Linked DNA regions of Homo sapiens: all the other regions are linked to region 3. A link is a loop called in an ENCODE intact Hi-C map of the cell type or tissue named here. Cell type or tissue: OCI-LY7. All regions are shown on one strand.

Region 1 (4,000 bases), 150 kb before region 3:
GGGTTCCTTCCAGAATCTTCCATGGATTAGTTCATTTAATCCTGCCCACAGCCCCATGACATGGGCACTGTGGTTATCCTTATGTAATAGAAGAGGAAACTGAGGCTTCAAGAGGTAAAAGTCACTTGCTTAAGGTTACAAAGATGGCAGGTAGGGAAGTCAGGACTGGAGCCTGAGTCTCCCCGATCCCCAAGCTCATTAGGAAGATATTCCTCACACTGGGCATGGTGGCTCACACCTGTAATCTCAGCACTTTTGGGAGGCCAAGGCATGAGGATTGCTCGAGGCCAGGAGTTCAAGACCAGCCTGGGCAATATAGTGAGACCCTGTTTCTACAAAATTAAAAAAAAAATTAGGTGTGGTGCACACCTGTGTTCCCAGGTACTCAAGAGGCTGAGGCAGGAGGATTGCTTAAGCCCAGGAGTTTGAGGATGCAGTGAGCTGTGATCGCATCACTGTATTGCAGCCTGGGCAACAGAGTGAAACAACTCTGTCTCTCAAAAAAAAAAAAAAAAAAAAAAAAAGAAGAAGAAGAAGAAGAGACTCCTCAAACCCCATCAGTTCTCCCCCCAATCTAGGGAAAAGCACCCACTGCCTTCCCGCCCCTGCCACCTAATGCCTTGATTTAGAGACAGAGGTAGGAGATCTGGACCCAACATTCAAGACCTAAGTTCAACAGTTCAGCCGTCTCTCATGTTAAAGACACAAAAACATGTACAATAAGCTGCCCAGATCCCCGCTTACTTTTTTTTTTTAAACAAAAACATTGCAACCGGCGGTGAAAAAGACATTGTCTTGAACATACACTTTAACTGATGTCTCCGACCATTCAGTAACATGGATAAAAGAAAACTTGCTTTATTAATAGGCCCTCATGCTAATTAGCACAATTTATTGCCAGGGAGGCAGTCCCTACCTTCTGCAAATGTTATGAGTGTAGACAAAAAAACTTTTGTTGAGAACCCAACACGATATTGCCGCGTGACCAAGCCTGCCACAAAGAGATGGGAAAAGCACACAGCTTAGAGAGGCCACTCAAAGGCATGGGGTGCTGCTCTATAAATTTATGATGTCACTTGACCATTTCCCAGTAATCAGAAAGCCCCAAATTTAAATGTCGGCTGGTTTCTGCCCATAAATATGTGTTTCTCACCACTTTGAGGAAGGTTCCCTAATGACTATGAAGCTTTGTGGAAAAGTGTAAAAAAAAAAAAAAAAAAAAGGTGTGGGTGGGGAGGGGGTTGGTAAAAAAAACCTTAAATGTTTAATATTCAATAAATGTGTCAATTTTACATACAGAGGCAAATGGGTCTTTACTGAGGAATTGGTAAATTTCCTCGGAGAAAAGTAAGTGCATTTTAGCCTTCAAGGAGTCCCAGATGAATAGAAATGGAATGTGATTTGTGATAAAACTCAGCTGCTCTATAAAAGACGTTAAATAAATGTTGCTGTTTCACCAGGGATGTACAAAATTGATTGCATTATAGACTGATTCTAAGATGCTGCATCCCTGTACGGCCCCCTCTTCTGTGTGTGGGGGGGAGCTGCTTCCAGAGACAATTTAGACTGCATGGTGACTCCTCTTCCTCATGCTGTAGCAGAATTTTCTGGAATTGTAAGATTTCCTCTTTATATTTTGATTTCAGTTGAACCACAGGAAACTGCTGCTATTTGGCCATTTTTGACTTCTTCAAAACTGCAATTTCTTCTCTATCTGCTTAATATTTCCGGTGGCCTGATCATCATCCTGGGGAAGGCTGCTGATACCTCCAAAGAGAATTGTGGTTGCTGTCTAGGGTTCACGGGTGGTGATGTCCCTGTTCCCTTTGTCTGGTCACCAGAGGGCACCCCAGTCTGTAGAGGGAATCTTGCTTTTCCTTCAGCCCACCTTGGGGAGCTTGGGAGTATCCCGTGCCCTTTCTGAATCTCAGTTTTCCCCCTCTGCAAAATGGGCACAACTCCACCTTTCCTGCAGGGTATTTGGAAAACTGGATGTGGTAACCATTGCAGGTAAACTGTCCCGTGCTTTTGGCCAGCTAGTATAAGGTATTGTGTATCCAACTAGGGGCTGCATGTGACTCACATATGACACACACAGCCCTACCCTCAAGGAACTGCTAATGTCACGTCAACATAGGACAACTTCTTCAAGTGAGAAATTAGGGTTCACAGATTGAAGGGTGGAACCAAACTGATCAGGAAAACTTCCTGGAAAGCAGGAGCGTGGACTCATTCAGACACGTCCCGTGCCTCTCCATGCCTGCTGTCATCAGCCTGGTCTGGTCACTGCCAATTCCTGCCTGGATGCTTGCAGGGGCCTCCCTGGCTCCATGCAATTCTCTGCCATCTCACTTCCACCCTGGCAGCCAGACAGGGCATTTCAAGATGTAAACTGGATGTTGATACTTCCCTGCTTAAAACCTCCCCGGACTCCCCATTCCATTTCAGATCAAATCTGAACTCTCCAGCCCAGTCTGCAAGGCCTGTGTGGTCAGGGCCCTGCCTGCTTCTCTACAGCATTTCCTCCCACAGTCCTTGTGCTTTGCTCCACCCTCTGGCCCTTCATTTGGTTCCTGGAAACTGCCAAGCCCAAACCAGCCCCAGGACCTTTGTACGTGCAGTTTCCGCTACCTGAATGCCCTCTCCTCCCAATTCTTTGCCCAGTTCAGTGGTTCCCAAAGTCTCTGGCCCAGCAGGATCAGTGTCACCTGGGATCTTGTTAGAAATGCAAATTCTTGGACGGGCTCCAGACCTACTGAATCAGAAACTCTGAGGGTAGAGCCTGGCGATTTTTTTCAAGGAAATTTCAGGTGATTTAAATGCATGCTCAAGTCTGAAAATCAATGGCCTAACTCAGGCCTACCCCTCAGCCAAGTTGCAGCTTAAACATTACTTCCAGCAGACCAACACCCCAACATGAGGCCAGTTTCCTGCTGTCGTGAGCCCCTGCTGCTGCCTCCTCACCTCTATGAAGCACTATGGCAACTGTGATGTCATCAGGAACTATTTCAAGTCTGTGCCTCTTCATAGCTAGACTAAAAGCTCCAGGAGGGCAGGTACCCCTGTGCGCCCAGCACCTCATCGTGCCTAGAAGAGAGTAGGTGCCCCGGAACTATATGTTGCATGAGCACATGAATGAATGCTCAAATGAACAAATGAATGAGTTCTGGAAGAATGACAGTGTTCATAAAGAAAGTGCCCCCTGGCATCCTATTTTCCATCCACCAGCCCACAGATCAACCCTGTCCCCGTCCCCATTTGACTTTCTGAGTATCACCCTGGTCAAGTCAGGAGCCAATCACAGCAATGTATGGGAATGACCATCAAATTAGAACAACAAGAACATCAACCAAAGAACCAGCCAAGGGGAGACTCCCACGCAGTAGATGCCCAGCTCAGGGTCTAAGCCTGAACATCCCTCAAGAAGAACAACAAACCTCTCTCTCCCTGACAGCAACTGGCTGTGCAGACAGCTTCCAGATAAAAACCTAGAGACCAAAAATTTGCAGGCAAGAAGTCTGCCCATCAGCTTGGAAGATTCCAGTCCCGCACTCACCCAAGTCTTCTGGCTGAGAGGCTGAGGCTGCCTCGAACTAAGCCCCGAGTTTATTGGAAGCTTCTCGATGCTGCACGGCAGTTTGCTCAGCTCTTGGAGCTAAAGCTGGAAGGGAAATCATTTCTTTTCCTATAACTCAGAGCAGTTATATTCTCTTAGTGTGGACATCTGGCTCACTGCTGATCTCCTTACTTACGTTTTCCAAACGATATCAGTTCTGGGAAGATCAATTATTACTGAAAAGTCGAGAAACGTTCACTGGTTATTTGCATTGATTTGGTTGACAAGACACAGACTCCTTTTAAACTACAGATGTCCATGGAAGGGACAGAGAGGAGAAAAACACAAGAACCCCAGACAGCTCGAGGTTCGGAGCCTCCACCCAGCTGCAGGAACTGCACAGAGTGGAAAGCGCTGGCTGGGATGGGGACACTGAACCACCCT
Region 2 (4,000 bases), 290 kb before region 3:
CATGAGTGTTTTTTTTCTTTTTTTCTTTTTTGGAGACAGGGTCTTGGTATGTTGCCCAGGCTAGTCTCAAACTCCTGGGTTTAAGCGATCTTCCTGCCTCAGCCTCTCAAGTAGTTGGGACTACATGCATTTGCCACTATGCCCAGCTAAATTTTTTCTTTTTTTTTGAGACCGAGTCTTGCTCTGTTGCCCAGGCTGGAGTGCAATGGCGCGATCTCGGCTCACTGCAACCTCTGCTTTCCAGGTTCAAGTGGTTCTCCTGCCTCAGCCTCCTGAGTAGCTGGGATTACAGGTTCCTACTACCATGCCTGGCTAATTTTTGTATTTTTAGTAGAGATGGGGTTTTGCCATGTGGTCCAGGCTGGTCTCCAACTCCTGACCTCAAGTGATCCATCTGTCTTGGCCTTCCAAAGTGTTGGGATTATACAGGCGTGAGCCACTGTGCCCGGCCCCATTTTTTCTTATCATTAAAAGTTCTACCTTTAAGGGCTGCACATGCTGCTAAAGGGATATTATCTGCTTTACTTACCAGATCCCCCACTGCTGGACACTTAGGTTGTTTTGTTTCCAGTTTGTCACTCTTATGAACAATGATGGAACAGCTTATATATAAACCCCTGTCCCCATTCTGGACATTTCCTTCCAATCCCAGAAGTAGAACTCGTGATTGAGCAGTTAGTCACATTCATTTCCTCCCTGGCAGCGGCTCATGTGCCCACTGCTTAGCATTCATTTTTTTTGCCAGGGGTATGGGGCAATAACCTTTGTATTTTTCCTCTTGCTGAACTCCTAGACCCTGAATATAAGACTACTGGCTGGCCCATGGAGAGCAAACGTTTTCCTCTGCTGCGATGCTGTCTTTGACATTGCCCTGGTGCCTGCTTCCGACCCCCAGGAGAAAGTGCTGTATAAAGAGGTGAGAGACCTGGGGTTTCCCTCTGTCTCTGTGTAACTGAACTCATGTCTTCCCTCCCTAGCCTCAGTTGTCCTGTCGGTTTAGTGGGAGACTTTGGCTAGTTATTTCTTTTTCTATTATTTTTTTTTGAGACAGCATCTCACTCTCACCCAGGCTGGAGTGTAGTGATGAGATCTCGGCTCACTACAACCTCTGCCTCCTGGGCTCAGGTGATCCTCCTGCCTCAGCCTCTTGAGTAGCTGGGACCACAGGTGTGTGCCACCACACCTAGCTAATTTTTGTATTTTTAGAGGAGATGGGGTTTTTTTTTTTTTTTTTTTTTTTTTTTTTAGACTGAGTTTTGCTCTTGTTGCGCAGGCTGGAGTGTAGTGGTGTGATCTCCGCTTACTGCAACCTTTGCCTCCCAGGTTCAAGCAATTCTCCTGCCTCAGCCTCCAAATAGCTGGGATTACAGGCACCTACCACCATGCCCAGCCAATTTTTGTATTTTTAGCAGAGACGGGGTTTCACCATGTTGTCCAGGCTAGTCTCAAACTCCTGACCTCAGGTGATCTGCCCGCCTTGGCCTCGGCCTCCCAGAGGCCCAGATGAGAAGATGGTCTGGGCACGGTGGCTCACGCCTGTAATCCCAGCACTTTGGGAGCCGAGGCAGGTGGATCACGAGGTCAGGAGTTAGCTGCCACACCCAGCCCTGGCTAGTTATTTCTCATGGTTCTTTTCATCTCCATATCATGTCTCACCCATATCTGAAATCTGTGTCTAGACCACAGTAGGTGCTTAATAAATGTTTACTGCATAATTACATCCTTCTCTGTCTTGCATCTCTCTTGCTACTGGAACTGACCAAGAGGGAAATTAGGCTCAGGGGATTTTACAGGTGGGGCAGGGTAGCCGGGTAATCCCTTATCCCCTCACCCCTCCCGGGGACCAGGCAGGAGGGAGGGCCATTGATTGGGAAACATCTCGGCTCCTGGCGGCAACTGGAGGGATTCAGGACACCTGCTCGGAGCAGCCACCAGGGGGCAGCAGACACTGCAAAAATGGAAGAGGGCTTTGAAACCGGAGTCCAGGGTCTCAGTCAGTCTACGCTGTGCTGGGTGTGAGGATGGAACTCGGTCCCTGGCTGCAAGAAGCCCCCACAGCAGACGGAGGGACAGCCACACCAGCAGAGTCGTTTGTGACAGCGCAGAACTGCAACAGGGAGGTAATAATGATAATATTTGCTGTAATGATGGCTGATCTTTCAGGATTACACTGACCTCATTTGATCCTCACACAACCCTAAGAAAGGAAAACTAATACAGTCCCCATTTTTTTTTTTCTTTTTGAGATGGAGTTTTGCTTTTGTCACCCAGGCTGGAGTGCAGTGGTGTGATCTCGGCTCACTGTAAGCTCTGCCTCCTGTGGTCAAGAGATTCTCCTGCCTCAGCCTCCTGAGTAGCTGGGATTACAGGCGTGCGCCACCACGCCCAGCTAATTTTTTTGTATGTTTAGTAGAGACAGGGTTTCGCCATGTTGGGCAGGCTTGTCTCTAACTCCTGACCTCAGGTGATCCGCCCGCCTCGGCCTCCCACAGTCCCCATTTTAAAGATGAGAAGATGGGCGGGGCACGGTGGCTCACGCCTGTAATCCCAGCACTTTGGGAGGCCGAGGCAGGTGGATCACGAGGTCAGGAGTTCAAGAGCAGCCTGACCAACATGGTGAAACCCCATCTCTACTAAAAATACAAAAAAAAAAAAAATTAGCCAGGTGTGGTGGCGCGTGCGTGTAATCCCAGCTACTCAGGAGGCTGAGGCAGGAGAATTGCTTGAACCAAGGAGGTGGAGGTTGCAGTGAGCTGAGACTGCGCCACTGCACTCCAGCCTGGGTGACAGAGTGAGAATCTGTCTCAAACAAAGACGATGAAGGCACAAAGAGGCTAAGTAACTTGCCCAAGGTCACATAGCCAATAAACAGCAGAGCCAGAATTTGTGGCCAGTCCAGCTCCACTACACCAAGCAAACAGGTCACTGTGGTGGGGGTGGAGGGAAGCGGGTGCAGTGTCCAACCCATCTTCTTGCAGGAGGTGACTTCTGAGTTGAGTCATAGGTATGAGTAGGAGTTGGCCAGGTGAAAGGTGTCTGGGGTAAGGACAGCATCAGAGGCGCAGGGTGGAGTGCACGGCAGCTGGGCATGACTATGAACAGTTCATGTGACAGGCATGGAGGGGCCTGAAGACTGTAGGGCCTGTAGGCCTTGTCGAGTCTTGGGATATTTTTCTTTTTTTTTTTCTGACAGAGTCTTGCTTTGTCACCTAGGCTGGAGTGCAGTGGTGTGATCTCGGCTCACTGCAACCTCCGCCTCCCGGGTTCAAGCAATTCTCCTGCCTCAGCCTTCTAAGTAGCTGGGATTACAGGCACATATCACCATGCCCAGGTAATTTTGTATTTTTAGTAGAGATGGGGTTTTACCATGTTGGCCAGGCTGGTCTCGAACTCCTGATCTCAGGTGATCAGCCTGCCTTGGCTTCCCAAAGTGCTGGGATTACAGGCATGAGCCACTGCGCCTGGCCAAGGGTTGAGATTTTATGTTGAGAGCTGTGTGGAACCATGGCAGGGTTCTGAGCAGTGCCACAGCTACCCATGCGCTCTAGACAGGTCCCTCTGGCCTCTGGTGGTTCTGATCCACCTTGGATTCCCTCTGGGGTGGACAAAGGTAGACGAAGCCTCATCTCCTGTTCGCAGCTGGCCCCGGGGGCCTCAGGCTTTGCCTGCAGGGGTCACACTCACCGCCCTTCTGCGACTCGATCTCCTTCTTGGCCTGCTCTAGAATGCTCTTGATGGCGTCGTCTGAGCCTGTCTCAGGCGTGCGGATTCTCGGGGTGATGCTGCCTGGGGAGGCAAGAAGGCATCTGTGGCAGGATCTGCATGTTGGGCTCAGTCTCCGGAGCCTGGTGGGGTAGGGGGGCTGTCTCCTCCTCCCAGAAGAGTGAGGGTCAGACCATCAGTGAGATGGCAGGGCCACTGCTTAGTCTATGTAACAAACTGTGGGCCTGTGAGTGATTCTGGTGTGAAATAAGAATCATAATAACGAGGCCAGGCACAG
Region 3 (4,000 bases):
TGGAGGGCTTACCGCCTTCAGATCCTCTTTGCTTCTTTCTCTCCCCTAAGTCCCCGTCATTAAAGCAGCCTCTCCAGGCTCTATTTTTAATTTCTCTCCCTACAAACAGCTCATTCGTCTTCTCTCTCTCATCGCTCACTCTCCAATTCTCCAGCTCCTTCTCCTCTTCTCCCTCTTCCTTTGTTCTTCTTCCTCCTTGGGCTCACATTTCTCCTCCCTCTTCTTCAAATCGGAGGTTCTCACATTTAGTCTCATCAGCAAAACATGGGCCTGGAGCCAAGCAAAAAAAGAAAGAAAGAATTCTTTTATTCCTTTGGTAAGCCAGGGATATGTGGATGCTTACATTTTCTCTGTCCCTCTCCACGATCATCATCATTGTCATCGTCATCATTGTTGTCATAATGGTGCCTACTATGCACTGAGGCCATCCCCAGCATTCTCCCCAAATCTCACATTGAGCATGCCTGTGTCCATTTTACAGATAAGTAAACTGAGGCTCAGAGAGGTGGAATAGCCCACCTGAGTTCACTCAGCAGGACGATGGCTGAGCACAATTTAGAAGCTGGTCAGGAAAACGTGCACCCTTTGGCAGCCCTGCTACAAAAGCCTGCTCTTCTCCTCCTCCCACCCTCCCTTCCTGCCCTGTTTAAGCTTCTGCTGCCAGTGCTCAGGGCAGGAGAGAAGCAGGGATAAAGATGCCATTCAGACAAATTGGAGCCAACGGGGGCAGGTGTTGGGGGGGGCACAAGTGGGAGGGGAGAAGGAACATGTCTGCTGCCCTGGCAGCCAGTCCCTGCCTTTCCACTCCCTCAATCCCCTTGGAACTTCTGGATTCTCAGCTCTTGGCTTCCGCAAACCAAAAACTGATCCACTTGGCCTCATGGGGCTGGGCTCGCTCTCCCCGTCATCTAATTTCCTTCCCTGACAGCATTTGGAGGTAAGCGTGGCTGTTTCCTCCCTTTAATAGCTGAGGAAATGGGGGATCAGAGAGGGTGAGTGACTTGTCCGAGGTCACCCAGCCTGTGAGCAACAAAGGCAGGGGTCAAAGCCTGTTCTCTTTGATGCCAAGGCTCCAGTTCTTGACTTTTAATGCCACCCCTTCCCTTTCTCGACTACCTCTAACTCCTTCGTGGGACCTTACATTTACTGCACAGCTGGTGAGGGGCTGAGTCAGGCCTGGAAGTCAGAGCCAATCCCCTCTTGCGGCCACAGATTCGGGCCACATTCCCCAGAGCTCTGAGCATCCAGGAGGAAGGTTCAAAGCTCTTCTCTGAAGGGTGAGTCTCCATCCCTCACACTGCAGAAACCTCTGAGTACTAAAGAATTCAGCATCTGGGGGAGCAAAATCCCCCCATTCAGTCACTCCCTAACCCAGGAAGCACATCCAGCCCCTCTTGCCACGCTGCCTGACCCAGGAAACACATCCAGCCCCTCTTGCCACACTCCTTGACCCACGAAGCACAACCAGCCCCGCTGCCACACTCCCTGACCCGGGAAGCACATCCAGCCCCTTGTGCCATGACTCTTCTTGCTCCAAGTCCTTGGCATCCATCAGGGTCTCTGGCAAATGTACCAGGCATTGGGGACCTCAAGAGGTCATTGGTTCCATCCCCTTGCCTCCATTTTTGGAGCCTAAGAAAGAGACTCTAAAATGAACCTCAGCACCCAAGGTCAGGGTCTAATCTGCCACCCATGTGCCCACACCCTTTTCTGCACACACTCACATATGTACATATTTGCACATATGTGCACACACAGATGCACAGATAGACATCTGCACATGCTCCTGTCTACACTTGCTCACACCTGCACTCACCTATTCTGCACTGCTCACATGTATTCATGTTTGCACATAAATGAACACACACATGCACACACACCTGCATGTCCCATGCACATCTTTTCATGCACATTTGCACACGAGCCAGAAACAGGTTTTCTGAGACATGGCTGTGTGCTCACACACACGTTTGCACAGCTTGCGTGTGCACACGAGTGAGTATCCTGCCAAGATACAGGCAGGAGGGTATGTCCAGTTGTACCTTCCCTTCCCTGGGTGGGGCAGCCTGGCCTCTCCTGGGGCTTCCCGGAGCCTGGCCTTTGGCAAAAGCCCCACCTGGTGGACACTCGGTGTATACGCCAAGCCTGGGCGCCCTTGGGACCTGAATGAGGGCTCTGGGCAGCCCCCAACCTGACTGGTGATAACTGAGGGAGCCCAAAGCTAGACTTGGGGGCACCCCTACCCACTTAAAGCTTCCTTCTCTCCTCCTATCTTTTCCTTTCCCCAAGCAGCAATTTCCTTGCCCAAGACAAAAAAGAGGATCAGATCCAGAGGCAGGGGTTTGAGTCGCTGCTCTGTCACTCGCTGGCTTCTCCCAGGCCCCATCCACCGAGCTGTAAAATGGGTGTAAAGTTCTCAAACAGATATTCAGAGGAAGGAGATAACACCAGAACGCAAAGCAATTGCTATGTATCTCAGGACAGAGCCTAGGACGAGTCTGAAGTCAGACCCAAGCCCAAATGAGGATGCAAACCCCAGCTGTGCCTCTTCCTTGGTGTGTGACCCTGGGTGAGTCACTCCACCTGCCTGAACCTGTTTCTTCAGCTGTAAAGTGGGTCAAAACCCCCAAAAGGGTGGTTGGAAGAAACCATCAACATCGTGGAAGCGAAGTCTGTTTCCCTCCTCCTTCCTCCCAAACCAAACACAAGAATGCTTAGGGACTGCAAGAAGCAGGTCTGGAATCACAGCAACCAGGTTTGAACTCTGATTTGAATCCTACCTCTGCCACTTTGTAGTTGTGACCTTGGGCAAGTTGCTTTACCTCTCTCCAACTCCTGGCCTCAAGCCATCCTCCCCGCTGAGCCTTTCAAAGTGCTGGATTCAGGCATGAGCCACTCCACCTGGCCATCACTCCACCTTTATGAACCTCAGTTTCCCAGTCTGGTTAATGGGGACCTCCTAGTGTTGTGACAATAAGACAATGCATGCGAAGAGCCTGGCAACCACAGGTGCCCCCTGAATGCAGGCTGCATGATCAGCATCGATGTTTGGGGGAAATGAGTGATACTTGGAGGCCTGGGTGGAGCTGACCCTTAGGAGCCCAATATAATACTTACATCATTCAAATCAATTATAATTAATCACTATGTGCTAGGCACTGATCTAAGCACCAAGAATTAATTCATATAACTTCATAACGACCCCACAGGTAGGCACTTTTATTACTATTTTTGAGACAGGTCTCACTCTGTTGCCTAGGCTAGAGTGCACTGGTACAATCACAGCTCACTGCAGCCTCGAACTCCTGGGCTCAAGCGATCCTCCCGTCTCAGCCTCCTGAGCAGCCAAGACTATAGGTATGTGTGCCACCATATCCAGCTAATTTTTTTTTTTTTAAGAGATGGAGTCTCACTATGTTGCCCAGGCTGGTCTCAAACTCCCTGGCTCAAGCGATCCTCCCACCTGGGCCTCTCAAAGTGCTAGGATTACACGTAGGAGCTACCACACCCAGCCAGCACTTTTATTATTATCCCCATTTTACAGATGAGGACACTGAAGGCACAGAGGGGAAGTAACTTGTCCAGGGTCATGGAGCTAGACAGTGAATTAAAATCCAGACAGGCTAACTCCAGAGCCCTCTGGATTTCTCCCTTTTCCTACTCCCACCGAGCTGTCATAACTGCTTGGACCTCCCAGCCTCCCCCAGGTCTAGAAGCTTCTCTAGGAGCTGAAGTCTGTTTTAGAGGGCAAGTCCTCCACCACAAGAAGCCCCAGCAGGCCTACACTTCCTTCCAATCTCCAGGGGCCACATGGCCACATAAGCATCATGTGTCTCCTGGGGACTATGGAATTAAGATAATCTCAGGGAAGTAATAAACATGATGGAAATGATGCTCATGAAAGAGCATCTGCTAATCCTGGGAGCCCGTGTCAGAAAACTTGCATCTGCTAGATGTTGCTAAGTAGTGTGAAGGTTGGGGGAAACCTGGCTGGTGGGGC
Region 4 (4,000 bases), 130 kb after region 3:
CTTGGCTTCACACTGGTATCACCTGGGAACTTTAAAAATATTTGCTGCCCAACTCCACCCTCAGTGATTCAGAGTCTTAATTGGCCTGGGGCGCAGCCTGGGCATCTGGGAGTTCTCATTAAAGCCTCCCAGGTGATTGTGACGTGCAGCTGGACTGAGGATCACTGTTCTAGGGTATTTCCTTCCCTGATTCCTGCCTCTCCCTCAGAGATCTTAGCTTGCAAAGGTGAACTGGACCCTGGGTGAACCAGCCCCATTCCCACTGGTGAACTCTGCACGCACCATCCCGGATAATGATCTCAAGGGGTCGGCCCTATTCACACCCCTATTTTACAGGTGAGAAAACTGAGGCTCTGAGGCATACAGCCAGGAGAAGGAAGCCAGGAATTGAGCTCAGTCTCTCAACCAGCACATCAGGTGGCTTCCTCCACCCGGCTACTAGAATGTTTAGTTCCCAGGGCTGCAAATTTCCCATATGACAAGAGCGGCCCTTTCTAAAGATGCATTAGGCCAGGCATGGTGGCTCACGCCTATAATCCCAGCACACTAGGAGGCTAAGGTGGGAGAGTCACTTGAGCCTGGGAGGTTGAGGCTGCAGTGAGCTGTGATCCCACCACTGCACTCCAGCCTGGGCGACAGAGCAAGACTCTGTCTCAAAAAATAAATAAATTATAATAAAAGTGCATTTAAGAAAATCACAATTTTAAAAAAATCACAGGATTCATTTTTTAAAAGTCAATGTTCAGCTTGATGTGGTGGTTATAATACATGTCTAGCTCCTAAAATATTCCAGGTACTTTACACACATCATCTGAACTCAGCCTCATAATCGGCCTAGTTTTCAGATGAGGAATGTTGAGGCCAGAGAAGAAAAGTGAATTCAGGTTTAGCTTCCCTGTACCAAGCTCATCCAAAGGCTTGACCTTGAGCTCAACTCTTCACTTTGGCAATTATTTAGTAACAAAGTGAGGGTGACTTACCAGTTTTTCTGGCTCACATGATAACAACAACAATAATAATAGCTACAATGTACAGCTCTCTGCATTACAGTGTGCCAAATGTATACATGTGTGATTTTATTCAACCTTCACAGCCCTAAGAAGTAGGTATGATTATTATCCCCATTTTACAGATGTGGAAACTGAGGCTCAGAGAGGTTGAGTCACTACCTCAACGTCACAGAGCTAGGAAGTGACTTTTCTGCAAGTCATAGCCAGGCTCCCAGAGCTTGGTTGCTTAATTCCTATGCAAAACCCTCCCATGATGGATGTGGTCCCACCACTTCTCCCAAAGGGAAGGAGATGATGAAATAAAGGGTTTCAAGAATAGAGCAGGTGGAAGTGATCTTTAGCAGGGGGTAGGAAACATCTGTGAGTCTATTGCTATCAAGACTGATTCTGGCCAGGCACAGTGACTCACGCCTATAATCCCAGCACTTTGGGAGGCCAAGGCGGGCGGATCACCTAAGGTCAGGAGTTGGAGACTAGCCTTGCCAACATGGTAAAACCCCGTCTCTACTAACAATACAAAAAATTAACCGGGTATGGTGGCACGTGCCTGTAATCCCAGCTACTCGGGAGGCTGAGGCAGGAGAATCGCATGAACCCGGGAGGTGGAGGTTGCAGTGAACCGAGATCGTGCCACTGCATTCCAGCCTGGGCGACAGAGCGAGACTCCGTCTCAAAATTAATTAATTAATTAATTAAAATTAAAAAATAAATTAAAAATTAAAGTTATCTCGGCATGGTGGTGTGCACCTGTAATCCCAGCTACTCGGGGGCGGAGGCAGGAGAATCGCTTGAACCCGGGAGGTGGACGTTGCAGTGAGCGGAGATCGCGCCACTGCACTCCAGCCTGGGCAACAGAGTAAGACTCCGTCTAAACAAACAAAGAAACAAACAAAAACAATTATCCTGCTTAGAGTATCTGCATTTGAAAAGAAGCCCCTCAAAGTCATGCTAAAGCCAAAGTAACAAAAAGCTAGCGGTGGGGCTTCAGGCAGAGGCGAGGGAGATGTTTGGCTTTGCCTGATCAGCCTGTTCCAAACGCCAAGATGTAGAGGGGCGCCAGTCTCAACCTCAACAAGAGTCTGGATTCTGGGTGGCCCCGAGTGAAGGACGTGGGCCCCAGGCATCTGCCCAGCTTGGGGAGGGTCTCCGTGGACCTGGACCCTGCCTGGAACCCTGTTATTCCCCATACCCAGATATCCGGGAGATGCCGCTCTGAGCACCTCAATGGGCAGCATGTGCTTTGCTGCCATCCAGTGGCCTAGAGGAGAATAACACCCTGGCGGCCATCCCTGTCTCCCAGGTGCGCGTCAGACAAAAAAAGCAGAAAACAGCCGCAAAGAAGGGAAGGGAAATGACTCCGGAGGGCAGTTGCCAGGTCTTTGTCAGACATATGCTATCCACTCTTTCCTTATACCTCAGTAACAAAACTCTGATTGTATTTAGGGTGGCAATGTGACCAACTAAAAGTTACATTTCCAAACCTCTCTTGCAATAGGGGTGGCCAATGAAGTTTAAATACAGAAGTCATTGGCTGAGACTTCTGGGAAGGCACTTTTAAGCTGTCTGACTCTGCTAGTGAGGATTTTTGTTGTTGTTGTTGCAGCTCCCACTTTCTTCCTATCTGGAATGTATATGCAACGGCTGGATCTATGGCAGCTACGATGCAACCATGAGGTGCCCTTGGAATATAAGTCACCCACTAAGGATGGCAAAACAGAAAGACGGAGCCCAGGTCACTGATGACATCATAAAGGTGCCATACCAGCCCTGAAGTGCCTATTTCCAGACTTATTTCCTTTTTTTTTTTTTTTTTGAGACAGGGTCTCACTGTGTTGCCCAGTGCAGTGACACGATCTCGGCTCACTGCAACCTCCACCTCCCAGGCTTAAGCAATTCTCCTGCCTCAGACTCCCAAGTAGCTGGGATTACAGGTGTGCGCCACTACCACCTGGCTAATTTTTGTATTATTAGTAGAGATGGGGTTTCACCAGGGTGGCAGACTTATTTCTTAAAGTAAATAAACTTGTATCTTGCTTAAGCCACTATTATTTGGAGTCCCTATTATTAGCAGCTGAATAAAGCTCAAAACGTATACAATATCCCAGCTCCTTGATGTTGGTCAAGTGACTTAACTTCCGTGAACCTTAGCCTCTGCATCTGTAAAACGACGAGATCAACAGCACCTGCCACCAGGATTCAATGAAAGTGCAAGCCAAGCTCTTAGCCCGGCGCCTCGTACATGGTAATTACTCCAGAAGTGTGTGTATTTGCTATTACTGATTGAGAACAGGGCACAGGCAGGACAAGGGGAAGAAAGAGGGAAAGAGGCAGAGATCCATGTGGAAGGAGCCCATCAGGGATGAAATTGCAGGCCCAAGAGCCCGGGCTGGACTCCCTGAAAAGGGGGGTGGGGGCTTTAGAATGGAAGAAGGGACAGAATTCCACAATGACATTGTAGCAGAGGCTGCCCGGGACAAAACGTCAGGACATGTCTGGATGTGATCCAGGCCAGCCTGAGTCATGGGGCAGACCTCTTACTGCTCCTGAGAAGCAGCTGACAGATGCCCGACGGACAGACAGACAGAAGCTCCCGTCAGACACAGAGACAGACAACAGAAGCTCCCGCATCCCTCCCTCCCGATCCTGTTCTCACCTCCAGCTGTCTCAGGACAGAGTGGTTGTCATCGTGGGACAATTTCTGCTGGGATCGCAAGAGGATGATCTCGTCCTGCTCGGGAGAGAACAAGACCATGAGGAAAAGTGGGCTCTTCCCTCCCCACTGCTCCCAAAAATAAGTGTGCGCCTCAAAGAGTCGATGAGGATTTCAATGATCCGTTTCAAAGAGCCCCAAACACCTGGGCCCCTCTTAGGCCCGTGGGGTTATTATTTTTTTTTCTTCTGATGTTTCTTAAGTAAAAGGAGGGTGAGAGCATGAAAGGGGGTGGGAGGGGTGAGTCATCCTTTCTTTCTTTATCTTTTTTTTTTGAGAT
Region 5 (4,000 bases), 87 kb after region 3:
CTTTGCTCCAACATTCCCACTCTAGAAGCACATCCGAAGGAAATAATTGGATACTCAGACAGTGTAGAAATTTTACAAGAATGGTGGCTGCATCGCTATTTATAATTGGGAAGATCACCTAAATGCCCATTAGTGGGGGAATGGTTGAATAAATCCCGAACATCTGTGAGATGGAACATTCTACAACCGTTTCAGTAATGATGTGGATCAATATTTATTGACATGGAATGATTGCCTTGTTATATTATTAGGCAAATAAGTGGTTATGAAACCGTATGATGGTATGACCCCAATTTTTGTAAAAAAAATACATATAATATACACACACACGTATGTATGTGTGTATGCTTAAAAATAGAACACAAAAATATACACCACCATGTTACCAGTTATTTCTGGGTAGAGGGACAGGAAGTGATTTTTTTAATGTCTAATTTTCCCACAGTAAATGGATATTATTTTGCACTTTTTAAAACTAAAAACTAAATAACATGCTAGCACAGTCTCACCTCGGGGCCTCTGCCCTGGCACTTTCCTCTGCCTGAAATGCTTTTCTCCAAATATTCTCCACTTTCTTCATGTCTTTGTTCAAACGTCATTTTCTCCAGGAGGCTTCCTGACCGCTCGATTTAAAATTGTGTCTTGGCTGTGCACGGTGGCTCACGCTTGTAATCCAGCACTTTGAAAGGCCAAGGCGGGAGGATGGCTTGAGGCTGGGAGTTCAAGACCAGCCTGGGCAACAAAATGAGACATTATTTTAAAAAAGTTTTTTTTAAATACCTGGGCATGGTGGCACACATCTGTGGTCCCAGCTACTCGAAGGCTAAGGTGAGAGGATCGCTTGAGCCCAGGAGTTCCAGGCGGCAGTGAGCTATGATGGTGCCACTGCACTCCAGCCTGGGTGACAGAGAGAGACTCTGTCTCAATAAAGTATATTAAAAAAAAAAAAAAATTAGCCGAGTACCGTGGCTCACGCCTCTAATCCCAGCACTTTGGGAGGCCAAGGCGGGCGGATCACAAGGTCAAGAGACGAGACCGTCCTGGTCAACATGGTGAAACCCCGTCTCTACTAAAAATACAAAAATTAGCTGGGCGTGGCGGCGCGCACCTATAGACCCAGCTACTCGGGAGGCTGAGGCAGGAGAATCACTTGAACCTGGGAGGCAGAGGTTGCAGTGAGCCGAGATCGCACCACTGCACTCCAGCCTGGTGACAGACTGAAACTCCGTCTCAAAAAAAAAAAAAAAAAAAAAAAAATCGTGTTTATCTCTCTCTTTCTTCCTTTTTGTCTCTGTCTCTCTTCCCTCTTACCTTGTTCTATTTTCCTATTTTACTCCATAGAAGGTATCAACTTCTAACCTCCTAGGTCGTTTGCTTATTTATTACGTTTGTCATCTAAGACCTCCTGCCCACCGGCCCCCAGCAGGAAGGACTGCTCCAGGAAGGCAGGAATTGGAATTTGTGTCTGTTTTGTTCCCTGTTGACTCCCAGGGCTTAGAACAAGGCTTGGCACACAGTAGGAGCTCAGTAAATATTTGAGTAGTGAATGAATGAAATCTAAACAAGCAAATGGTTTTCCTTTATGAAGACTTTATTTCATCCTCACTCTTCTGATTTTCAGAAGCAGCAGCACGGATGAGACGGGTCTGGCAGGCTTGGCGGGGGACAGGTGGGAGGAAAGATGTTCCTCGCCCTCTCCAGATTCCGCGCCCTTGGTTCGCCAGCGGGAAGCCGTGGCTGCGCGGAGCCGAGGTAGCACCGCCCCCTGCTGGGCAGTTTGGAGAAATGCAGCGCGGACGCTCAGCGATTGGGCCAGATACATTTCAAACAAGTACACCTGGGAATTTGGAAAGGAACAGGATGGAAAGGTCATCGGGGGTGAGGCAGCCAGATGGATCTGCGGGAGGCCTTTTCAGAAAGGAAGAGGAGCCGAGAAAAAAAATGCAGCCCATTCTCTCAGCTGCAGGACCCGGATTCAAGCAGAGTCCGCGTCTCGCAATGAATGGGTTTCTCCTGTTGAGGCCAAGGCTGACCGTGATGGAAGCCAGGTGCAATTCAAGGCCAACTCCCAGGGATCTCTTTTTGGAATTTCTGGTTTCCCTAGGTTTCCTCGCAGGTTTTGTGGTGAGCATGTATCCTTTTATCAAACCCACCCCACAAAACCAGAATTTCAAAACAAGTTTTTACCCAGCCTTTTTAACAAATGTGCACATGCAGTTTCAGAAAGAGGAAATGTATTAGTGTATTAGTCCATTCTCACACTGCTATAAAGAACTACCTGAGACTGGGTAATTTATGAAGAAAAGAGGTTTTATGGACTCACCGTTCTGCAGGCTTAACCAGCAGTATGACTGGGAGACCTCAGGAAACTTACACTCATGGCGGAAGGCAAAGGGGAAACAAGCACCTTCTTCACATGGTGGCAGGAGAGACAGAGAGAGAAGTGAGGAGAGCTCTATCACGAGAATAGCAAGGGGGAGGGGGAGCTCCGCCCCCATGATACAATCACCTCCCACCAGGCCCTTCCCCCGACAAGTGGGGAATACAATTGGAGATGAAATTTGGGTGGGGACACAGCCAAACCCTATCAATTAGCCAAGTCAAGATTGTTCATTGACTCGACATTTTTACTGTGAATTTACTGTGTGCCAGCCACGGTTCTTGGTGCTGGGGCTACAGCAGCAAAACAGACAGACAAAAACCTCAGCCTTTATGGAGCCGATATTACAGTAAAAGAGACAAGTCCCTAACGCACAAATAAATGAAAATACCTGACTAAAAACTAAGGTAAGTGCCCTGAAAGAGAAAAACAAGGTGTTACCAAAAAAATTTTAAAAAGAGCAGACTTCAATTTTGGGAATCCACACCGAAGACATGAGATTTAATCTGAATTCCTCTCCCAGGAGCCAGGGGCAATCTACGGGGAGAAAGGAATAGCAAGAGAGAAGCTGGAAGTTTCCAGGCTTTCAGTCTTAATTCAGTATCCCCCAGAGAAGAATAACTTGTCCCTTTTAGTAGATGTTTGCTCTGTAGTAAAAGGACAGCATAGGAGTCTAGAATCAGAGTCCTGGGTTCAATTCCTGGCTCTGCCCCCTTCCTTAGTTTCTATTTCCTCTGTCCCTTAGAGTTATTATAAGGATTTAATGAGATAATAGAGATGTAGCTATGGACACAGCAGCTGGCAAATAGTCAATAAGTAGTCATCATTGTTTAAAGGCTCTGAGAAGATCTGCAACTGGGGAACCTGTTGAACTAGACTCTCTTGTTGGCTACAGAAAATTTTTTTTTTTTTTTTAGACAGAGACTCACTCTGTCGCGCAGGCTGGAGTGCAATGGCATCATCTCAGTTCACTGCAACCTCCGCCTCTCAGGTTCAAGAGCTTCTTCTGCCTCAGCCTCCCAAGTAGCTGGGATGACAGGCATGCGCCACCACACCCAGCTAATTTTTGTATTTTTAGTAGAGACAGAGTTTCACCATGTTGGGCAGGCTGGTTTCGAACTCCTGACCTCAAATGATTCGCCCACTTCTGCCTCCCAAAGTGCTGGGATTACAGGCGTGAGCCACCACGCCCAGCCTATAGAACCATTTTGTTGCAGGATATTGTGTGCTGTACCATATATATTGGGGAAATATTACTTCAGTTACTGGGGGTGTGGGTGGAGCAGACATTATTCATTGCCTACCCCAAGTCCATTTGCTGTCTTTTTTCTTGCTAATAGAACTCTGGTTATGTTCAGGATTAGGCCAAAGAACCTTGGATGTCAAAGCAGGTAGGTCAGACTTGGTCTAGATGTGGGCGCCTTACCTTGTTCTGGCCAGTGAGATGTATGAAAAGTCTCCTAGGGGCTTCCCCATGAAGATATTGTCCTCCATAAGAAGTAAAGAAACATTTGCACCTGACCCCACCCCCACTGCCACCACCCCCGCCCCAGCTTCTGCTTTGAACGTAGTGTCGTGAGGACAGGACACTTGGCTCTGCTGCCACCATCTTGGGACCAC
Region 6 (4,000 bases), 270 kb before region 3:
GGACTCAGGAAAACATTATTAGACGTGCTTCCTATTCCAAGTACTATAAGCTGGATTTTTTTTTTTTTTTTTTTGAGATAGGGTCTCACTCTGTTGTCCAGGCTGGAATGCAGTAGTGTGATCATAGCTCACTGCAGCCTCCATCTTCCTGGACTCAGGTGATCGTCCCACCTCAGCCTCCTGAGCAGCTGGGACTACAGGCGTACACCACCATGCCTGGATAGTTTTTAAATATTTTGTAGAGATGAGGTCTCCCTATGTTTCCCAGGCTGGTCTCAAACTCCTGGGCTCAAGTGATCATCCCACCTCGGCCTCCCAGAGTGTTGGGATTAGAGGCATGAGCTATTGTGTGCAGTCTTGCCTGTTCTTATAAAGTTTTATTGGAATACAGCCATGCTCATTCACTTACATATTGTCTATGCTTTCATGCTATAATGGCAAAGTTGAAAATCTGTGTCAGAGACTGTATGGATTGCACAGCTGAAAATATTTACTCTCTGACTCTTTATAGAAAGTTTGCCCTCCCCTGGGTTAGACGATGGTGCACCCTGCTGAGGAACACCACACAGCCGTAAAACAGAGGAGGAACTGCTTTCTATACTGATACGGAAGGAGCTCAAAGATATAGACGGGGAAAAGTAAGGTTCACAATGGTATGCATAGTATATTATCATTTTGTTTTTAAAAGGGGTGGCTGGGCACAGAGGCTCACACCTCTAATCCCAGTGCTTTGGGAGGCCCAGGAGGGTGGACTGCTTGAGCTCAAGAGTTTGAGATCAGCCTGGGCAACATGGCAAAACCGCATCTCTACAAAACATATGAAAATTAGCCGGATGTGGTGGTGCGTGCCTGTAGTCCCAGCTACTTGGGGGACTGAGGCAGGAGGATTGCTTGAGCCCCAGAGGTTGAGGCTGCAGTGAGCTGTGATCGCTGCAATGCACTCCAGACTGGATGACAAAGTGAGACCCTGCCTGTCTCAACAAAAAGAGGCCGCTGGTTAAAATAGATATATTCTGGGCAACATGGTGAAACCTCATCTCTACAAAAAAATACAAAAAATTAGCACGGCGTGGTGGCACACGCCTCTGTTCCCAGCTAACTGGCTACCTGGGAGGCTGAGGTGGGAGGATCACCTGAGCCGGGGAAGTCAAGGCTACAGTGAGCCATGATTGTGCCACTGCACTCCAGCCTGGGCGACAGAGTATGACCCTGTCCCCCTTGCCCCCCACAAAAAGATATATTCGTGGGCTTGTGAATGGATTGACCATCTCTGGAAGGAGAACCCAGGGGCTGGTGAGAGAGGCTGCTGCAGGGGAGGAGAACTCGGAGGAGAGCTGGACTTTCCTAGACAGGCCCTTGTGTAGCTTCTTGAGTTCTGAACTACATGAATGCATTACCTATTCAAAAAATCATTCTAAAAAGGCTATGTAGCCTATACAAAATGGGGCTTACTTAATGATCATTTCAGAAAAATATGCTGGACCTAAGCTCAGGGAAGCCACTGCGGTTACCACCACCACGGTAACCTAGCCCTGACTTTGGCCTTCCCGACCCTCCTAGGGGACACTGCTTCTATAGGGGTAGGGGCTCATAGAGTCTCAGCACTTCCAGCCCAGGCCTGCACCTTCTGGTGGCTTCCCAGGGACATAGAATCAGCCCTTTTATCCAAGTCTCCTCTGTAGGAGGGAGTGCCCCCACCCTGCGCCCAAAGAGCCACACCTCGGGCCTCTGCTCCTGCTGAGCCTTCTACCTGGCTGCCCTCCCTCAGGGGACAGCATCAGGACTCTGAAACCCAGCTTCAAAATGTCTTCCAAGAGGCCCCTTTTAACTGCCCCTGGGGAAAATGACCTCTCTCCCTGCCACAGTGCGGGCCCGCAGACCTCAGGGCGGGTGGGCATCTTCTCCCACCCCACAGGCAGGAAGATGAGCCAAGGGACAGAGGGCTCAAGGCCCTGCTGGCCTCTCCTGGCCATGTCTCTGGCTGGTGGCATTGCAGGGAGCTGGGGGACAGACATGGTGGGCACTCAAGACTCCGGGCTGGAGCCCCCTGGCTGTGGCTGCCCTTCTTTTAAAGTCCTGCCTGACTCTGCCCACCAGATGGCAGCACCTCTGAGCCGGAGGAAGGCAGGAGGCGGGAGCCCCACTTAGAATCCATGCCTAGATATGCTGTCATTTATTCTTTGGGTCTTAGCTCCACATCCCTTCCTCTAGGACGTCTTCCTGGACTCCCGCAGTCTGGGTCAGCGGCCCCTTCCTGCCTGTTGCTGCTTGGAGCACTCTATTTCCAAGTGTGTCTGTCTGCATTCCCTACCCCAACCCCCTACCCTGGGCCCACCCTGGGAGCTTGGGGAGGGCAGGGCCTGGGGCCCAGACTCCTCCTGGCTCCCTCACTTGGCATGCACAAGACCCACAGTTGAATAAATATTGATGAAGCTCAGTCCCTTCCTCCTCATCTGGCCCGAGACCCCCACCCCAGGCAGAGGGAGCCTCTGGCACCCACGGGTGGGAACTGCGCCTCCTCACCTGATTAGCTTTCTCCAGGTTGGTCATGATCAGGCCGACTTCATCTGCCCTGAGACACAAAGATGAGGCCCTGAGGAAGGGCTTCCGGCGGGCTCCAGGCCCCCGCCCCTCCTGACACCCCCAGCCCCTGCCTGAGCCCAGGGGAGGGCTGAAGGCCTTGCTACAGGAGAGAAATCGGGCTGGGGAGAAAAGAGCCTAGGCTTCGAGGAAAAGGGAGTAGGGCGTCAGCACTGCACCTCTTCAGGACAGCCTGGCCTCCCCTCTCCCCCAGGGGCCACTCTCTGAACTCCACCTCCAAGCCTTTGTCCTGGTAGTGCCTGGAATGCCCATCCTCAAGAGAACAGCCCCCGGCTTTAAAACCCTGATCACAGTGTTCTCCGGGGAGGCCGCCCTGCACTGTCCCCAGTGGTCACTTGTTTACTGCGCTGCCCAGCCCCCTGCAGGCTGCCAGCATGGAGGGGCTTGGGAGAGGCATCCCCTCTGTTAGCAGGGGGTGGGAGACGCGGGGGGCACGTGGGGAGCACTTTGTGACCCAAGGCCACACACATGCTTCATGCATGCTTAGGGCCTTCCTTGGCTCAAGCTGTTCCTGCTGCCTGGAGCACCCTTCCCTGCTTTCTTCACATGGCCTTCTCCTCATTCTGAAAGCCACCTCCTCCAGGGAGTTCTCCCTGACTACCCTGGATAAAGGACCTACCCCTGCTTGTCATTCTCTTTTCCCATCCCCAGTTCTTCCCTTTGTAGCATTTGCCATGTGCCAAGAACAGTGCTGGGCATACCGTAAGTGCTCAATATGTGTGAATGAACAAATGTATCACTGCACATCAGTTTTTGTCTCCTCTCCTTGACTGAGGACCGGGTCATGTTCTCATGTTTCCTCCAAGGACCCAGAACAGCACTGGATAAACAGCAGGTGCTCAATAAGTGTTTGCAGAATGAATGATTTCTTAAAGCCTAAAGAAACGCTTGAGTCCAGAGTAATTTAGGTGAATGCCTCTCAGCCCCTGAGGATTGGAGTGTGGAGCTGGGGAGCGGGGACAGTCCCAGGGGCCCAGAGCAAAGGGGGAGGCCCCCACCAAGCAGCCCCTCACTCAGCCCAGGTCCCAGGACATTATTTATGGCTGTGGTGTGTGAGTGGCACAGCAAATGACAGCTGTGTGCCTTTGGGGGTGAGGAGCAGAGGTGCTTAATGAAACGGGGGCCTCCAGCCGAGACTCAGAGGAAGGAGAAGAGTCAGAAAGAGGAGGCATGTCTGAGAGGTCAGAGGGAAGAGACATGTCTGGAGGGACAGAGGGAGGATGTAAGTCCTGGAGGATCAGAAGGAGGAGGCAAGTACTGGAGGGCCAGAGGGTGGAGGCGTGTCTGGGATGATCAGAGGGAGGAGGCGTGTTTGGGAGGGTCAGAGAGAGGAGGCGTGTCTGGGAGGGTCAGAGGGAGAAGGCCTGTCTGGGAGGGCCAGAGGGTGGAGGCATATCTG
Region 7 (4,000 bases), 66 kb before region 3:
CAGTCCCAGCACTTTGGGAGGCCAAGGCGGGTGGATTTAATCAGTTATGTTAAGATGAGAGCATATCGGATTAGGGTGGGCCCTAAATCTAGCGACCCTTGTCCTTATAAGAAGAGACAGGTGCAAAGATAAGACAGTCATGTGGTGATGGAGGCAAGATCCTAGTGATGCGGCCACAAGCCAGGGAATACCAGGCAGGGCCGGCAGCCACCAGAAGCTGGGGGAGGTGAGGAAGGACCCTCCCCTGGAGTCTGGAGAGGGAGCACAGCCCTGCAGACACCTTGATCTTGGACTTCTGGCCTCCAGAACCACGAGAGGACAAACTTCTACTATTTTAAGTCCCCTTTAGTTGGTGGTAATTTGTTACAAGTGTCCTCAGAAAGGAACACAGCGTTCTTCTATAAAAAGTGCACAGAACCCCAGGTGACAATTATCTGGGCTTTGGGAAGGTTCCAGGCTGGGTGGGGTGAAAAACTGAAGTGGGCCCCATCAGTTGGGCAACTGGGATGAGGTGGCCCAATCCTGCACCCCTCGATGGCCTGATCTCTGTTCTTAGGGGTCTGTACAGGGAGGAGTGAACGCTGCCCGGTTGCACTTGACCTCCGCCAGCAGCAACCCCAGCTGTGTCTCCTCCGGGCCTTTGTGAAAAGGGCACGGCTGAGTCGGGAAATACACCCTGGCAGCTTTGGGGCTGCGGATCTGACTTCCCTCCGCAAACAGGAACAATGAGGCCAACCTCCTGGGGCCAAGTCCAAGACTGTCTTTTATCCAGTCCATGGTGCCCGCTCACCTGGCCCTGGCTGGAGTGGGAACACTGACTCCTTCAGCCACCTTTTGGGTGAGTCCAGTGAGTGACCCCTTACATGGATGTGCACACGGATGTGCAAACTGAGGCTGAGAGTGACTGAATTCCTGGCTCAAGGTCCCATGTAGTGAGGACACGGCGCAGCCGGGCACAGACTCACTCTGTCAGATTTCACTCCCCCGTGGCCTTAACCCAGAAGATCAAGGAGAAGCACACAGGGAGCCTCGGCACACAGTAGGTGCTCCATCAATGCTGGCTTGTGCTTGCTTAGAACCTGCTGTTTGGTGATGGCATTGTTTCTCAGTGCCTCTCCTGAGATGAGAAGGAGACCTCAAACTGGTTTTTACAATTAAAAAAAAAACAGAGAGAGTGAGAAGTAGCATCTCTGTTCAGCTGATGGGTTGGTGGCACATTTGAAAAACCACCGGACAAAATGATGGAGCTTGTATCTCTAACATGAGGGGCCTCTTGGTGAGGTTTGGGATTTTTTGCAGTTCACTGCAAGGTGTGGGCTCAGGGAGGATATCATTTGACCCTCACCCAGAAAAAGGATGCCGAGAGATGGGGAGGTGGAAATCACCTCTGTTTTACAGAGACCAAAGAATAGTGTAGTAAAGGGATCGCAGGCCGGGCGCAGTGGCTCACACCTGTAATCTCAACATTTTGGGAGGCTGAGGCAGGTGGATCACTTGAGGCCAGGAGGTTGAGATCAGCCTGGCCAACATGGTGAAACCCCATCTCTACTAAAAATACAAAAAATTAGCCAGGTGTGGTGGCGCCTGCCTGTAATCCCAGCTACTCAGGAGGCTGAGGCAGGAGAATCGCTTGAACCCAGGAGGCGGAGGTTGCAGTGAACCGAGATCATGCCACTGCACTCCAGAGCGAGAGACTCCATTTCAAAACAAAAAAGAGGTAAAGGGATTGCCCCTTTCGGGCCAGCCCAGAACCCAAGACAGAAACCTCGCTCACCTGAGATGCTCCCTCATCTGGCCCCACGGAGAGCTCTGTCAATTCAGCACTGACAAATGTCCCTAGCTGGTCACTCCTATCCAAGCCCATTCCCACAACTCTGCTCCAGGACCGGGGATCAGATCACTCATCAAGATGCTGCAGCTGCCTCCTCCCTGGCCTCCCTGCCTCCACTTGGAGCTCACCTCTGCTCCCCTCCACTGCACATGATGGCCAGAGGCACCTTCCTCACATTAAGCCCACCTGCATCACTCCTCTGCCCCAAAACCTCCATGGCTCCCATCACCCTCAAAATGTAGTCCAAACTCCTTATCTGCCCATGAGCCCCCTGAAAGGCCACCAGCCTGCTTTGTGATGTTTTAACTGAAGAGGAGACCTAGGGCCACAGTGACTAGGTTCTGCTTTTTGCCTGCTTAATGCTCAAGCATGAATGCTCTGGTTACAGTTCCCCAAAAGCACCTGCACTCTCTGACCTCTGAGCCTTTGTACTTGCTGTTCCCTCTCTCTGGAATGCCTTTCCCTCTACTTCCTCCCATTAACCTAGGAATGCCCAGCCATCTTTCAGCTCTCAGCTTCGATGCTGCCTCCTGCAGAGGGCTTTCCAGGCCCTCTGGATGGCCGCTGTTGCAACACATACTGCCCTGCTCAGAAAACCAACAGCCTAGCAGAACTTGGGTCCAGGAGAGCACTGTAGGGCCTGGAGGGGTAACATCAGGGTGGATAATTCAGGTGGAGGCTTTGCTCCTCTCAGCTCAGAGCCCTGGGCCTCAGAGCAGACAGACCAGGGTTCCAAATTACAGGCTTCAGATGCTGCTAGCATTTTTTGTCCCCTACAGTGTGTTATCAAACATATTTTCTATTTAATCCCCATTACTCCCCCCATTTCTCAGATGGGGAAACTGAGGCTTGAAGAGAAATCAGTTGCTTAAGGCCACAGTTTGGTGATCTACAGAGCCAAGACTCAATCCCAGCGCTGCTGGACTTGGCCTCCAGGGCCTGTGCCCTTGATCACTGTCACAGGGCAGAAGATGCTCTGAGAACAGGAACTGCACAGGACAAAGCAAACTGACCGTGATCATTACCACAGGATGCTGGAGCTAGGGAGAACTGCATCTCCACTTGGAATATCCTGCAGGTCCCTTCGCCCCGTGCCTCAGTCTCCTCACCTGTAAAATGTCATAATACCACCCAACACTGCACACCACCGCCCCTGGATAAGGCAAACCTAGTGGAGTGGGGAGGGGGTCGTAACTCCTGAGGGGTCAGCAGCTCACTCAGGAGCAGGCAGGTGGGAAACCCAAGATGACTCTCCACCGCCTCTCCCCACTGCAGAGCTGTCAGCCTCGTCAGACGGGGGTACCATGGCACCCAGCTGCCCGGTCGGACATCTCATGTCCATGCACGACAGGTGAGCTTCATAGCTCAGCTCATTGTCCAAACCTGAGGCGCTCAGAGTTGCACGTCTAGAGGAAAGAACTAAGGGCTCAGGGCCTGACACTCCCAGGTCTGCGTCCTGTCTCTACCATTTGCCAGCTGTCTGTCTTCAGACAAGTCCCTTAAGCTCTCTGAGCCTTTTCCTTCTCTGAAAAATGGTGACATCATCTCCATCTACTCCACAGGGCTCCTATGAAGACTAGAGTTAAAGCGTCACATCGTAGGGATTCAGTCCGCTGCTATGAAGACTCCAGTTAATGCGTCACATCGTAGGGATTCAGCCCGCTGCATTTTGAATAATTAATGCAGTGGTTTCAGTCCTTTACTTTTTTTTTTAATTGAACTTTTTATTTTGAGATAATTGCTGATTCACATGCAGAAAGAATACAGAGAGGCTGGGCGTGGTAGCTCCCATGCCTGCAATCCTAGTGCTTCGGGAGGCTGAGAAGGGAGGATTTCTTGAGGTCAGAAGTTTGGAAAAGAACACAGGGAGATCTCTTGCCCCCTTCACCCAATTTCCCCCAAGGGTCACATTTTACAACACTGACAGCAGGACCAGGATACTGACATTGACACAGTCAAGGTACAGAGCATTTCATCACCCCCAGGCCTTCGTGCTGCCCTTTGATAAGCACACATATTTTCCTCCCTGACCCCATTCCCACTCCATTCCCTGTTCCCCAACCTTGTCTTTTCGGGAATGCTAAGTAAGTGGAATCCTTCAGTAAGTAATCCCTTTTGAAATAGTCTTTTTTCCCTCAGCACGATTCCTTCAAGCTGTATCCACATCAT

The links. Peaks named below come from ENCODE experiments on the same cell type or tissue, not always from the same donor. Only the 100,000 strongest peaks of a DNase experiment are listed, where the experiment ranks them.
Region 1: a loop joins it to region 3, with 12 times the contacts of the local background. A loop is called at or near these places in 29 of 110 quality-filtered maps.
Region 2: a loop joins it to region 3, with 5 times the contacts of the local background. A loop is called at or near these places in 62 of 110 quality-filtered maps.
Region 4: a loop joins it to region 3, with 5 times the contacts of the local background. A loop is called at or near these places in 10 of 110 quality-filtered maps.
Region 5: a loop joins it to region 3, with 2.8 times the contacts of the local background. A loop is called at or near these places in 7 of 110 quality-filtered maps.
Region 6: it touches region 3 in a loop (13-fold over the local background); 64 of 110 quality-filtered maps call a loop at or near these places.
Region 7: a loop joins it to region 3, with 2.7 times the contacts of the local background. A loop is called at or near these places in 2 of 110 quality-filtered maps.

Annotation. Positions count from the first base shown.
Region 1 is chr12:111,172,564-111,176,563 of GRCh38, reverse strand. The region is part of intron 1 of CUX2 (cut like homeobox 2); the gene reads right to left. Among named protein-coding and RNA genes, the nearest start is that of MIR6760, 130 kb to the left of the region's middle. In OCI-LY7, a CTCF peak has its summit at 1,841 (motif pointing right); a DNase peak (open chromatin) is centred at 1,823.
Region 2 is chr12:111,311,886-111,315,885 of GRCh38, reverse strand. CUX2 (cut like homeobox 2) reads right to left here. Exons shown (of 22, transcript NM_015267.4): 16 at 3,685-3,786. It overlaps LOC105369983 (a long non-coding RNA gene), which reads left to right. Exons shown (of 4, transcript XR_945341.2): 2 at 794-916. Among named protein-coding and RNA genes, the nearest start is that of MIR6760, 9.7 kb to the right of the region's middle. In OCI-LY7, CTCF peaks have their summits at 1,722 and 1,930 (motif pointing right); a DNase peak (open chromatin) is centred at 1,935.
Region 3 is chr12:111,022,482-111,026,481 of GRCh38, reverse strand. LOC105369981 (a long non-coding RNA gene) reads left to right here and starts at 784. Exons shown (of 3, transcript XR_945338.2): 1 at 784-937. In OCI-LY7, CTCF peaks have their summits at 1,898 and 2,115 (motif pointing left); a DNase peak (open chromatin) is centred at 2,101.
Region 4 is chr12:110,892,814-110,896,813 of GRCh38, reverse strand. It overlaps CCDC63 (coiled-coil domain containing 63), which reads right to left. Exons shown (of 12, transcript NM_152591.3): 9 at 3,664-3,738. Among named protein-coding and RNA genes, the nearest start is that of MYL2, 26 kb to the left of the region's middle. In OCI-LY7, CTCF peaks have their summits at 2,044 and 2,262 (motif pointing left); a DNase peak (open chromatin) is centred at 2,263; H3K4me3 peaks cover 315 bases.
Region 5 is chr12:110,935,022-110,939,021 of GRCh38, reverse strand. It overlaps VHRT (ventricular heart development associated lncRNA), which reads right to left and starts at 2,420. Exons shown (of 2, transcript NR_036513.1): 1 at 2,324-2,420; 2 at 1,574-1,837. RefSeq lists enhancers at 383-1,075, 1,770-2,463, 2,464-3,157 and a silencer at 1,563-1,857. In OCI-LY7, CTCF peaks have their summits at 1,567 and 1,768 (motif pointing left); a DNase peak (open chromatin) is centred at 1,741.
Region 6 is chr12:111,297,113-111,301,112 of GRCh38, reverse strand. CUX2 (cut like homeobox 2) reads right to left here. Exons shown (of 22, transcript NM_015267.4): 9 at 2,524-2,572. The region is part of intron 2 of LOC105369983 (a long non-coding RNA gene); the gene reads left to right. Among named protein-coding and RNA genes, the nearest start is that of MIR6760, 5.0 kb to the left of the region's middle. RefSeq lists an enhancer at 1,229-2,222. In OCI-LY7, CTCF peaks have their summits at 1,880 and 2,087 (motif pointing right); a DNase peak (open chromatin) is centred at 2,112.
Region 7 is chr12:111,087,995-111,091,994 of GRCh38, reverse strand. The region is part of intron 1 of CUX2 (cut like homeobox 2); the gene reads right to left. Among named protein-coding and RNA genes, the nearest start is that of CUX2, 56 kb to the right of the region's middle. In OCI-LY7, no CTCF peak of the experiment used is centred here; a DNase peak (open chromatin) is centred at 2,184; H3K27ac peaks cover 1,167 bases.